3 separate regions of the Homo sapiens genome follow, and regions 1 and 3 are each linked to region 2. The links are chromatin contacts, found by Hi-C or POLR2A ChIA-PET in ENCODE. All regions are on one chromosome and are shown on one strand. Each heading gives the region's core, a stretch centred on a gene start or an enhancer-like site at or near the end of the contact. The rest is flanking DNA. Distances are from core to core; before and after follow the strand shown. Region 1 overlaps ITGAE (integrin subunit alpha E). Region 2 holds the start of CLUH (CLUH binding protein of NUMT mRNA). Region 3 holds the start of TIMM22 (translocase of inner mitochondrial membrane 22).

Region 1 (3,963 bases), core at 728-3,227, 1.0 Mb after region 2:
GTGCGGAGAGCGATGCCGCTGCCCCGCCCAGCCGCCATCCAGCCTGAGCACCTCCCCATCACTGCCCACTGGTGCCAGGCAGGGCCAGGGCACTCCCAGCCTCCATCACCTCTGTGTCAGGCTGAGTGCCACAGCCTCAGCAAGCTCATGAAGATGGAGACTCTCCCACCTGCTCGCTGAGACGGTACACGTAGACTCTGCCTTCTTCTCCATGAACGTGGTAAAATGGAGCAGCCACCAGCAAGAAGTCCGTGCTTCCATCCATGTCAATGTCCACAGGGCACAGCTCAGAGCCAAAATAGGACCCCATCTACAGCCCGGGAGGAACTCAGCTCACCAGGAGCCCCGCTCCTGCACCCCTCAGCAAGGCTACACCCCTGCCCGCGTGCTTCCTGGACCACCCAATTTGGGTCGTTACATATCAATTTGCTCACTGAGAGTAACAGAAGAGTGGAGGAGCAGCCCAGGCCCCACAGCGGAGGAAACTGCCTAGCAATCAGACATGCAGAGCTGAAGCAGAGCCCTCGAGCTCCACTCAGGAGCCTGAGTTTCACCCAGCCCGGGCCCTGGCCCACTGTGCACCGTGGGACCCACTCCTTTCCCTTGGGGGCCTCCAGATTCCCCATCGGTCATAAGGGGTGGAGGCTTTCCCCAGCAGGTACCTGCTCTCCCTCCAGCACTGGCAGGAAGCTGGCCTCTCTGCCCTCCTTCTGGAGCTCAAACACGGCCCCATGATGTTTGTACCGTGGAGCCCCCGCGATGTAGGAGAGGCTGCAGGTCTTGTGCAGCACGGCCACAGCGTAACCTGGGGCAAGGGTGGTGTGGCTGTGAACACACCGTGTGCTCCCACCTGGCCTCTCTCTTGGCCCCGGCACCTTCCCAGTCAGGCCTTCAAAGTGGCCTGGGGAGGGGGGCAAAATAGGAGAGACTGTCTTTCTCACTATGTTAAAAATCGGCATCAGCGAGCACTCTCACTTTGCCAGTCACACACATCCCCATCACACAGATATGATGCACACGCTGTCTGTCACGTATGCAGCTTTGCTCGAAATACTCGTTCGCACACATTCACTACCCACGCTCCCACACACACCCTAGGAGGACGGAGAAGAGGGGTGAGAGGACGCCCACCACTATTATTATTTTTATTTATTTATTTATTTATTTTTGAGACAGAGTCTCAGTCTGTCGCCCACGCTGGAGTGCAGTGGCACAGTCTTGGCTCATTGCAACCTCCCCCTCCCGGGTTCAAGCGATTCTTGTGCCTCAGCCTTCCGAGTACGTGGGACTACAGGCATCCGCCACCACGCCTAGCTAATTTTTGTATTTTTAGTAGAGACAGGGTTTTGCCATGTTGGCCGGGCTGGTCTCCAGACCTCAGATGATCCGCCCGCATCGGCCTCCTGGGATTACAGGCGTGAGCTACTGCACCACTATTATTAATGGAGAGGCCCCGCCCTCCCCTGGGTGGCTGCTGTGCCTGGTGTGTACCTGACAGGCCTTGTACCTACCCAGGAGGCTGTAGTACTCAGCCTCACGGTCCCTAACCAGGACCCGCCCCTCGGCCCATGTGACTGACCAGGTCCCGCCCCCATCCGGAAACCTCAAGTGCAGCCTAATGCGCAGCCTCGGTGTCCCCATCTCGGCCCCGCCCTCGCCCAGGTGGCCTCTAGGCCCCGCCCTCACCCAGGTGGTCTCCAGGCCCCACCCTCCTCACGTAACTTCCAGGCCCCGCCCTCTCCCAGGTAGCCCCCAGGCCCCACCCTCGCCCACGTGGCCTCCATGCCCCGCCCTCACCCAGGTAGCCCCCAGGCCCCACCCTCGCCCAGGTAGCCTCCAGGCCCCGCCCTCACCCAGGTAGCCCCCAGGCCCCACCCTCGCCCAGGTAGGCCCCGCCCTCGCCCACGTAGCCCTCAGGCCCCACCCTCGCCCAGGGAGCCTCCAGGCCCCGCCCTCATCAGGTGGCCCCGCCCTCATCAGGTGGCCCCGCCCTCACCCAGGTAGCTGTACTGCGCAGCCTCCGCGTCTGCCGCCGCCGCCGCTGTCTGGTTCAGGAAGCGGCCCCGGCGGCTGCGTGTGTCGTAGAGCAACGCCCCTCCGGACCAGTCAAAGGCCCCGACGGCGCCGAGCAGCACCTGCCGCTGAAGGGGACGGGGATGGGGCCCAGATGAGTGGGAGGGACCCAAGGCCGGGCCACGGTGGCCGCGGGTCTCCGGGCCAGCGCGGCTAACCTGGCTGGGAGCAGGGGGGCGTTCGGTGGTCTAGTGCCCGCCTGGCCAGAGATGCAGGCGGGAAGGTGAGATGGCCAACACTGGGCTCCTGCCTCGTGCCCTTGCACTCCCTCCTCCGGGAGAAGCAAGCAGCTTGGTTGATAAGCTGACCCAGGCCGAGTCCTGTTGCCTGGTCTGTATTCAGGGGAACAACTGGATGTTTGAGCACACAGAAAAAAGCGACCTCCTGTCATCAATATGGCCACCCTTTTGTTGCAGTGAGCCGAGACTGCACCGCTGCACTCCAGACTGGGCGACAGAGCAAGACTCCGTCTCAAAATAAATAAATAAATTAATTAATTAAAATAAAATCGCTCTTTTACAGGAATCACCACAGGTAGGGCAGAGCCCTGGATGGGAGGCAGGAGTCCCTGAATCCTAGGTGTCCTGGGCCCCTCACCAATGGGCAAGCCTGCCTGGTGCTGAGTCAGCCACGTACCTCATCCAGGATCTGAGCACTGAAGCCAATCTGTGCCAGCTGGTAGTGAAGGGCGTCTCCAACCGTGCCTGCAAGCCAAGAAGCCCAGTGAGACTGCTGTGGGCCGAGGTGAAGGGAGAAACTGAGTCAGGGGACAGTCCAGCTTGGCCTCACTCCCAGAAGGAACCATGCTTGGTGTAACAGGAAGAGAACCCGGCTGAGGGTAGAGACCCAGGTTCTCCTTGAGCAACTACTATCTGGGCAGTTCACTCTTTCTAGGCCTCAGTTTCCTCGTCTGTGAGCTCCTGGGAGAAGGGACTATGCCCCAGCCATCCTTGTTTCTCCAGCACCAGCTCAGTTCATCAGAGCTTCATGGAGATTCTGGGACGCAAGGAGGCCTGGGGATATTGTTGGCCTTTTTTTTTTTTTTTTTTTTTTTTTTTGAGACAGTGTCTCACTCTGTTGCTCAGGCTGGAGTGCCATGGCTCAATATCAGCTCACTGCAACTTGTGCCTCCCAAGGTCAAGTGACCTGGTGCCTTAGCTTCCCAAGTAGCTGGGAATAGAGGTCATGCGCCACCACGCCTGGCTAATTTTTTTTTTTTTTTTTTTGAGATGGAGCCTCGCTCTGTCACCCATCCTGGAGTGCAGTGGCGCGATCTTGGCTCACTGCAACCTCTGCCTCCTGGGTTCGAGTGATTCTTCTGTCTCGGGCTCCTGAGTAGCTGGGATCACAGGCATGCACCACCACGCCTGGCTACATTTTTTTGTATTTTTAGTAGAAACAGGATTTCACCATGTTGGCCAGGCTGGTCTTGAACTCCAGACCTCAGGTGATCCACCGGCCTTGGCCTCCCAGAGTGTTGGGATTATGGGCGTGAGCCACCACACCTGGCCCCAGCTACTTTTTGTTTTAGTAGAGATGGGGTTTTGCCATGTTGCCCAGGCGGGTCTCAAACTCCTGGCCTCAAGCAATCCACCTGCCTCTGTCTCCCAAAGTGTTGGGATAACAGGCATGAGCCACCACACCCGGCCATTGCCTTTTTAGACATGGAAGAGCTGAGGTTCAGGGAGATGATGGGAGTTGCTCAGAGAAACCACATGAAGATGGGACAGAGGCCGGGCTGGAGCATAGGCTCGGGCCTCCTGCGGTGGCCTGGGTCCCGGAGCCCTCACCTTCCATGCTGATGATGTTGTACCGCAGTTTGCTCAGCAGCCCATCCAGCGCCATGTAGTTGGTCACCTTGAAAGCATGGGTCTCATCCGGGTCTGAGGC
Region 2 (3,907 bases), core at 311-2,810:
TGCTAGAGGGGAAATCAGCCAACCTCCTCTCATCCAGCCTGCCCCCACTGATTCAGAGCCACATCAGCACAAAGCCTGGTAGGTTGGGGCGATGAGCATCTGCTCTTCTGCCCAAACCTTGGCCTTGTCTAGACAATCAGCAGTACTGCCCCAGCACCTGTCCCTCACCCCAAGGCAACTCCGCTATGATGGGAACAGGGTCAGAGGGCTGAACGCTGTCCCCATCCTGATTCCCAAGTCAGCCCTGGCGCACTCACTGAAGCTAGGAAGGGAGATGATGAGGCGTTAAGACCACAAGTCCCAACTGAGGACAGTCGACGGAGGAGGGAGGGACTGGGGGACAGGAGTAGCTCTGCACCTCCACTGCCACCCAGAGCAAAGAGGGCCTGAGGAAGATGACGACTGAGGGCCTGGGAAGGGGATTCCAGCCCCAAGGCTGGAGTCTGAGACACGGTGGAGGGAACAGAAGGAAGAGAAGGGGCTCAGGAGAAAGGGAAAGCAGGCCCCACCCGAGACAAGCTGCAGCCACTGCCACAGTCACCACCATACAGCCCCCATGGGGGATCGCTGGGAGCTTGACTCCACACTAACGACCTTTGCCTTAAAAACAGCAACTCTGGTCTGACCCACTTTTCGCAATAAGGCAGGTTAATGATCAAGTTCTGGCACAAACACTTCCCCCTGCCAAGGAGTTTGGCTCTGCCCCATGCAAAGGCAGACGCCCCCTACACCAGGTCGGCCGAGCAGGCCAACACACCTGAGAGTCTCCGCCACAGCCTGAAGACCTGCGGTTATAGCCTGGCCTCAGGGCATGAACCAGGGACGCCCCTCACAACGCACACCCCGCACCTCGTGCTCTTCCCACAAACCAAGCCTGGGAAGCCTCGAGCGGAGCTTCACTCCCAGGGCTGCAGCCCTGCGCACAGGGGATGCCTGGGAGGCCGCCGCGGAGCAGGTGCCGAAGGGGGCTGTCCCGCAAACGTCGGAGCGACCCCAGCTCAGAGAGCTCCCATGCTCGGGCGCAGAGGGGGTGGGGCCGCCGATTCTTTCGGTCTGCGGCGGCGGCGCACCCCGAAACCGCGTGTGCGCGCACGTGTCCCCGCGATGAGGCGCGCGTGTGCCCGCCGAGGGTGCCAGCCGAGGCTGCCCTCCACGGGACCGCACGTGCGAAACCCGGGCCGCAGCCGGGGGCGACTGTGAAGGTGACCTTCAGCGCGGGGGCGACCCGGTGAAGGCCCCAGCGAGATACAACCGGGCCCGACGCGGAGGGAAGGCGGCGATCCCCGCGGAGTCCCGAACCCGCCCGCCCTGGTCCGGCGCCCCCCGCCCAGCGGCCCGCTGGCCCTGGCCCCGCTCACCGGCCGCGCCCGGCCGCCCCTTGCCCCCGGCCTGCGAGCCGTGTTCCCGGGCGCTGTCGGCCGGGGCGGCCGCCGGCAACTCGTCCGTCTTGATAACCATGGTGGCGGGAGCGGGCGTCCGCCTCGGCTGTCCGCGCCGCCCGCCGCGCCACTAACCCAAGTGCCCTGCGCGCCGCGGCTGCTGAGGGAAGGACGGAGTCACCGGCCCACGTGGTGCGCGCCGTGGCCTTTGACCCCGCCGCCGTTTCCCTGCCCCACCCTCGCGCCCGGCCCAGCCCACGGCGGCCCGCGAGGGACAAAACGCGCCGCGCCTGGTTCCCCGCCCACGGACGCGGTGACTTTCCAGAACGTCTTAAAGGCAACGCACTCTGACTCAAGGCCCAGGGAGGCTGGGCGCCCTCGCGGGGCGGGGCCTCGGGGAGACTCCCTGCTGCTCGCTGCCCGTCGGGCGGGCACTGTGACCTTGGGTGGAGACTGGTCTGGTTCTGCCATGGCTAATCCTCCCCTCTCCAAGGATCCCCTGTTTTCTCTTGCAGATTTGCTAAATGACCGCGCAGTCTGTCATCTGCGGTGTTCGCGTGACCCTCAGCGCCCTCCCCACCCGGCAGGCCCTTTCCCGCCGAATGGGTGCGGCTGGATTATTGAGGGAGTGGAGGGTCGCTTAGGGCACGGGCACGAGAGGCGAGGGCGAGACGTGGCTAATGGGGATCAAGAGTCAGAATGGACCCGCCAAACTTTGCCCCGAGCCAGAACGGGCTCCCTACCCGCGTCCTCGACCCATGGGTCCTCACCTCCAGGCTGGTGTCCTCATTTTACAGTGGAGGAGGCCGAGACCAAGGTCACACAGAGAGCAAGGGGTAGAGCCGGGTCTGACTCCATCCACAGCCAGGACGCTTTAACTCGTATTTTTCACTTGGCAGGGGCTTGGCGGGGACGGAACGGTGAGGTCAGAGAATGCTGCAGAGGGGACATTGGGACCAGGTCTTGCAGTGAGTTGAAGTGCTCCAGGCAGAGAGCGCCGGTGGGTCTTTCCTGGCCAGGCCGCAGGGGGCCTTTGGGAAGCACCCGAGGCCTATAACCTTCGGAGCGTTTGTCAAGCTCTAATGAGAACTGGAAAGCTTCAGCTTCCCGAGGTGGGCTGGGAGGGCCTTAGGTAGGGCCTCGCACAAATTGCGAAGGAAAGCCGACCTTGTTCTGGAGAGCACGTGGTGAGGAAAGCCAGCGACTTGATGTGAGCATTTAAACGGGAGGAAGGAAGATGAGAACTGGTAAGATTCTTCTCGGCCGGGCGGTGCAGCGGCTCACGCCTGTAATCCTAGCACTTTGGGAGGCCGAAGCCAGGCGGATGACTTGAGTTCAGGATTCGGAAGTTTGAGACCAACCTGGGCAACATTTCAAAACCCCCGTCTCTACAAAAAATATTGTTTAAAAAAAGCCAGGTGTAGTGGCACGCGCCTGTAGTCCCAGCTACTTGGGAGCTGAGCTGGGAGTATCACTCAGGACGGCTCAGATTGAGCCCAGGAGTTCCAAGCTGCAGTGAGCTATGATCGCACCACTGCACTCCTGCCTGGGTGACACAGACACCGTCTCAAAAAAAAAAAAAAAAAAAAAGCCGGGCGCGGTGGCTCACGCCTGTAATTCCAGCACTTTGGGAGGCAGAGGCGGGCGGATCACGAGGTCAGGAATTAGAGACCAGCCTGGCCAAGATGGTGAAACCCCGTCTCTACTAAAAATACAAAAATTAGCTGCGCATGGTGGTGTGCGCCTGTAGTCCCAGCTACTCGGGTGGCTGAGGCAGAAGAATCGCTTGAACCCAGGAGGTGGAGGTTGCGGTGAGCCGAGATCGCGCCATTGCACTCCAGCTTGGGCAACAAGAGAGAAACTCCGTCTCAAAAAAAGAAAAAAAAAGTGTGCATATATATATATAGTGTGTGTATATATATATAGTGTGTATATATAGTGTGTATATATATAGTGTGTGTATATATATAGTGTGTATATATATAAGTGTATATATAAAATATATATATTTATAATCAATATATATAAAAGTGTGTATATATGTGTGTATATATACACATACATACTTATGTGTGCGTGTGTATATACGTATGTGTATACACACACTCGTTCCTCTTTTGTTACACAAATGTGCAGAAAATTGTACCTGCTATTCTTCACTCTGATTTTTTTTTTACACGCTTTCAGTAGGTGTTCTCATTCCATTTACGCTGGATAATGTTGTATTGTTTGGTTGTACCATAATTCTTTTAGCCGGTCACCTGACTGATGGGTACTTAGTTTGTATTCATGAAACTCCAGGGTTTTTGAGAATTGTGCCTAGTGGCCCAGTGCAGCTGAAGTTGGAAGCCCGTGCATGTTGCTAATGCTACTCATAATAGGAAGCTCAGTTTTAACCCTGGGGGTTGGGGAAGAGCAGCAAGCCTGGGGTTAGAGAAACAGACACGTATAAAAAGCATCATCCAGCCGAGTGCGGCGGCTCACGCCTGTAATGCCAACACTTTGAGAGGCCGAGGAGAGCAGATTGT
Region 3 (4,437 bases), core at 333-2,832, 1.7 Mb before region 2:
GCACTTTGGGAGGCCGAGGTGGGTGGGTCACCTGAGGTCAGGAGTTTGAGACCAGCCTGGCCAACATGGTGAAACCTTGTCTCTACTAAAAATACAAAAATTAGCCGGGCATGGTGGCATGTGCCTGTAATCCCAGCTAGTCGGGAGGCTGAGGCAGGAGAATCGCTCAAACCCGGGAGGTGCAGGTTGCAGTGAGCGGAGATTGCACCACTGCACTCCAACCTGGGTGACAGAGCAAGACTCTGTCTCAAAAGAGTAATTTTAAAAAGTAAGGCAACAAATTATCAGGAGTTTTTGAGCTGGTTGTTAAGCACAGTTATTATTAAAAATTACATTCTATACATTTATAATAAATTACACTAAAAATAGGTAATATGTGCTCAAAACTCATCCCCTCCTAAAAATTTTACTACACTGTACTCCTATCTATGCTGTTGAGGTTATTTCCATAGATTGTATCTGTGTGATAGAAACACCATGTAACCACATGCTGCTGTACGTCTTCCCAATTCTGACTGATGACCTCGCTTGGTAGTTTGAAATCAGCCATGATGGGGATATTAACACCACACAAGTCAGCAAATGCTGTCAGTTAGGATTTTTTTTTTTTTTTTTTTTTTTTTGAGACGGAGTCTTGCTCTTGTCGCCCAGGCTGGAGTGCGATGGTGCGATCTTGGCTCACTGCAACCTCCACCTCCCGGGTTTAAGAGATTCTCCTGTCTCAGCCTCCCGAGTAACTGAGATTACAGGCGCCTGCCGCCACCTGGCTAATTTTTATATTTTTAGTAGAGACGGGGTTTCCTGCTTCAGCCTCCTAAGTAGCTGAGAATACAGGCGTGCACCACCATGCCCAGCTAATTTTTTTATTTTTTATTTTTTTAATTTTTAGTAGAGATGGGGTTTCACCATGTTTGTCAGACTGGTCTCGAACTCCTGACCTCGTGATCCACCGGCCTCGGCCTCCCACAGTGCTGGATGACAGGCGTGAGCCCCCGCGCCCGGTCCGTGCATTTACAGCACAAGTTCACGCTTATCTACAAAGCATCCACCTCTCACCGCACCTTCCGGGACCACGGGATTTAACGCCTCACCGCCCGATGACAGCACGAGGTGGAAAGGGCAGCGACAATGCTCGCGCGTCCCCTCCCGGCGATCCGGAGCACGGCAGCCCCGGAGCGCGCGGCCACTCCTCGCTCCCCTCAGGAGCTCGTAAGAGCCCCGCGCGGGGCCGAGGCGCGAGAGCACGCGCAACGCTTCCTGGGAAATGTAGTTGGGTGTCGGATTAGAACTACAAATCCCGGTACTCACCGCGCTGCAGCCCCGACCGTGAGGGCGCTTTCTGGTGAATCTGAATCTCGTTTGTCTGTGACATGGGGAAAGCTGTCCAAGCCCAATTCCATTTTCACAAGAGGCTTTCTTTTTGGAAACATGATAGCGGTCTCGCTGGTGTGCGCACCAGGAGCGTTGCGGCCGCGGCTTCCTCCTGCGGCGAATCTGCCGTTGCATCACAGTGGCTAGTCTCAGGGCCCGCAACGTGACGCTTGTCGAATCTGCTGCGGGGAGAAGGACGCGAGGGTTGCTTGGGCAGCGACTGTCATGGCGGCGGCCGCCCCCAATGCCGGAGGCTCGGCCCCTGAGACAGCGGGTTCCGCCGAAGCTCCGCTGCAGTACAGCCTGCTCCTGCAGTACCTGGTGGGTGACAAGCGTCAGCCCCGGCTCCTGGAGCCTGGGAGCCTGGGCGGGATCCCAAGTCCAGCCAAGAGTGAGGAGCAGAAGATGATCGAGAAGGCGATGGAAAGCTGCGCTTTCAAGGCTGCGCTGGCCTGCGTGGGAGGTGAGGCCGGGCGATGGGACCCTTGGGAGGCTGAGGGCCTGGACGGCAGTGGGGATCTCTGCCGAGAAGACCACGCGCCTGGGAGGCGAGGGACTGCGGGCCTTGACCTTGACCACACCCTCGCCTCGTTCGTGAATCGGGCGTCACCTCTCCTGCCCCCTCAGGCCGGCTTTCCTGATGAAAATTGGGTTAGAGAATCGGTGCTGTGGTTGGGGCCTGAAAGTTATTACATGACATCCTGGCTAACACGGTGAAACCCCGTCTCTACTAAAAATACAAAAAATTAGCTGGACGTGGTGGTGGGCGCCTGTAGTCCCAGCTATTCGGGAGGTTGAGGCAGGAGAATCGCTTGAACCCAGGAGGCGGAGCTTGCAGTGAGCCGAGATGTGCCACTGCTCTCCAGCCTGGGCGACAGAGCGAGACTCCGTCTCAAAAACAACAACAAAAAGTTATTACGTGGGTGACTTCATTCATCCGTTCATTCCCTTAAATTCATTCTCTTAAATAATTCTTTCAACAAATTGTTCCTAAGCAATATCACGTGCCAGGTGAAAGAGACAAGAGCCTGGTCTTCATGGGGCCTGTATTATACTATGTGGAGAAGAATGTTGAGCAGGAACACTGCAGAGGAAGGATGCAGACATATGGAAATGCACATGCAGACGACTCTAGGGCAGCAGTTGTTTGAGGTTTGAAAAACTGAAAGACCATTGTGACTAGACAGCCCCGAGCAAGGAGAGACGAAGTCTGCACTTGTCCTTCTGTTTTTCCCTTAAGTTGAAGGGGAGGTGCCCATGATTTTATTAAACTCATATTGACCATGAGGTCATGAGAGGGCATCCATCTGGACATGTCCAGCCGGCTCAGGAAGGACAGATGTGGCAGCAGTGTGGGATTTGCCATTAGGTAGCTGTGTGGCCTTGGGAGAAGTTGCTTAACCTCTCTGAGCCTCAGTTTATAGAAAGGAGAGGCTAATAGCATCTGTCTCACTGGATTATTGTGAAGAATGAATGAGGCTGTGGCATACTGGCATGTGCTCAGTAAAGCATTACTGTGAATGTCACAGTGGCCAAGAGAGTGATTTGCAAAGTTGATAGCTGAAGTTGAGGGTGGCTGGTTTACATATGAGAGAATGTAGAGAGAATAGAGGGTTAAAGATGGAATCTTGAGAAATGTTAGGGAATGACAGGAGGAAGAAATCTTAGAGACGGAGAAGATGATGTCAGTAACATAGACCCTGGATTGCAAGTCTCCAGGCAAGTGGAGAGTTTGAGTGGCAAGAGGGGGGTGTCCTCTGCACCGGTGGTCATCCAAAAGCATGGTCCCTTCCAGGATGATCCCAATAGAGTAATGCAGAAAACATGCCAAAGACACCTTCATCTCTGTGTTTGCTTCTAGGATTTGTCTTAGGAGGTGCATTTGGGGTGTTTACCGCTGGCATCGATACCAACGTGGGCTTTGACCCTAAGGATCCTTACCGTACACCGACTGCAAAAGAAGTGCTGAAAGACATGGGGCAGAGAGGAATGTCCTATGCCAAAAATTTCGCCATTGTGGGAGCCATGTTTTCTTGTACTGAGTGTTTGATAGAATCTGTAAGTGTCTCTGCCTTCTAAGAAATCCTTGCTGGGGCCACCATTTCATTACTTTTAAAGAGAAATTGCTCTTTAAAAGTCATTTGAAAGTTGTTACTAGAAAGCAAATCAGAAGCATCAGATACATTCTAGGTTGAACTTCCATAAAATAGTCCCTGTGGCAGACTTTGTGTGTGTTTACAGTATGGGCTTGCATTATTTTTTACTTTTTGTAGGCTAGAAGTTAGCTAATGATTTTAAACGAGACTTATTGGAGAGCCCCTTGAAGAAATTTTGATTACATTCCAAATGCTGGGCTTGGTTTCAGCACTCTGGTGCCACCTGCAGGAAGCATCTATGAACGCATACTATATATATATATATATATATATATATATATATATACACGCTGTATACTTAGGAACTATATTTTCAAGAAAGATTAGGTTTCCTTTGGGTAGGGACTGAATGAGCTAACGAGCAACCCTGTGTATTCCTCCTTAATGGTCTGCCTTGGCTTGTTTCTTTGGCTCTAACGTGTACTTCCCTGCCCACAGTACCGGGGAACATCAGACTGGAAGAACAGTGTCATCAGTGGCTGCATCACGGGAGGAGCTATTGGTTTCAGAGGTTAGTAAACGGCTCTCGAATGCTTTTTCTTTGTGGCCTTGGACAACGTGCTGAGGTTGTCATTTCCAAACACACGAGTGTTCCAGGGACACTTGATCTTCTTCCCTCTGACAAATAAATCATGTTTGTTTCTGTGGTAACTCGGTTTTGGAAACTTGTAGGATCTAGATGAGGGTTTCCCATCGTTGGCACTACTGACATTTCGACCAGACGAATCTTTGTCGGGATTGGGTCTGTTTTGTGCATTCTAAGACGTTGAGCAGTATCCCTGGCCTCTACCCACGAGATGCAAGTAGCACCCCCGTCCGTTGTAACAACTTTTTTTTTTTTAAAGAGACCGAATCTCACTCTGTCGCCCAGGCTGGAGTGCAGTGGCACGATGTCAGCTCACTGCAACCT

Evidence for each region. Hi-C counts contacts between places; a loop is a spot of excess contacts on that map. ChIA-PET counts read pairs that join two places held with the same protein, here RNA polymerase II (POLR2A). Pooled maps may share reads with other maps.
Region 1: a loop to region 2 is called in a pooled map, with 5 times the contacts of the local background. The contact joins the enhancer-like site here to the promoter of CLUH in region 2. A Hi-C loop is called at or near these places in 1 of 50 pooled maps. POLR2A ChIA-PET finds 5 or more read pairs at or near these places in 2 of 52 experiments (HEK293 and RWPE1).
Region 3: a loop to region 2 is called in a map with no recorded cell type, with 20 times the contacts of the local background. The contact joins the promoter of TIMM22 here to the promoter of CLUH in region 2. A Hi-C loop is called at or near these places in 2 of 37 single-sample maps with no recorded cell type and 6 of 50 pooled maps.

Annotation. Positions count from the first base shown.
Region 1 is chr17:3,753,121-3,757,083 of GRCh38, forward strand. ITGAE (integrin subunit alpha E) reads right to left here. Exons shown (of 31, transcript NM_002208.5): 10 at 3,864-3,963; 11 at 2,710-2,777; 12 at 1,997-2,141; 13 at 663-805; 14 at 170-310. Among named protein-coding and RNA genes, the nearest start is that of HASPIN, 31 kb to the left of the region's middle. RefSeq lists an enhancer at 2,021-2,724. Within about 2 kb of position 1,978, at least 5 of the 41 ENCODE cell types and tissues checked have a DNase peak (open chromatin) inside an H3K27ac peak, as active enhancers do.
Region 2 is chr17:2,710,204-2,714,110 of GRCh38, forward strand. CLUH (CLUH binding protein of NUMT mRNA) reads right to left here and starts at 1,561. Exons shown (of 26, transcript NM_001366661.1): 1 at 1,359-1,561. The coding sequence starts at 1,458. It overlaps LOC105371592 (a long non-coding RNA gene), which reads left to right and starts at 2,106. Exons shown (of 2, transcript NR_136412.1): 1 at 2,106-2,196; 2 at 2,279-2,630. RefSeq lists enhancers at 120-199, 1,034-1,930, 1,931-2,826 and silencers at 1,440-1,559, 1,690-1,869.
Region 3 is chr17:995,547-999,983 of GRCh38, forward strand. It overlaps TIMM22 (translocase of inner mitochondrial membrane 22), which reads left to right and starts at 1,583. Exons shown (of 4, transcript NM_013337.4): 1 at 1,583-1,834; 2 at 3,233-3,429; 3 at 3,966-4,038. The coding sequence starts at 1,597. RefSeq lists an enhancer at 1,605-2,296.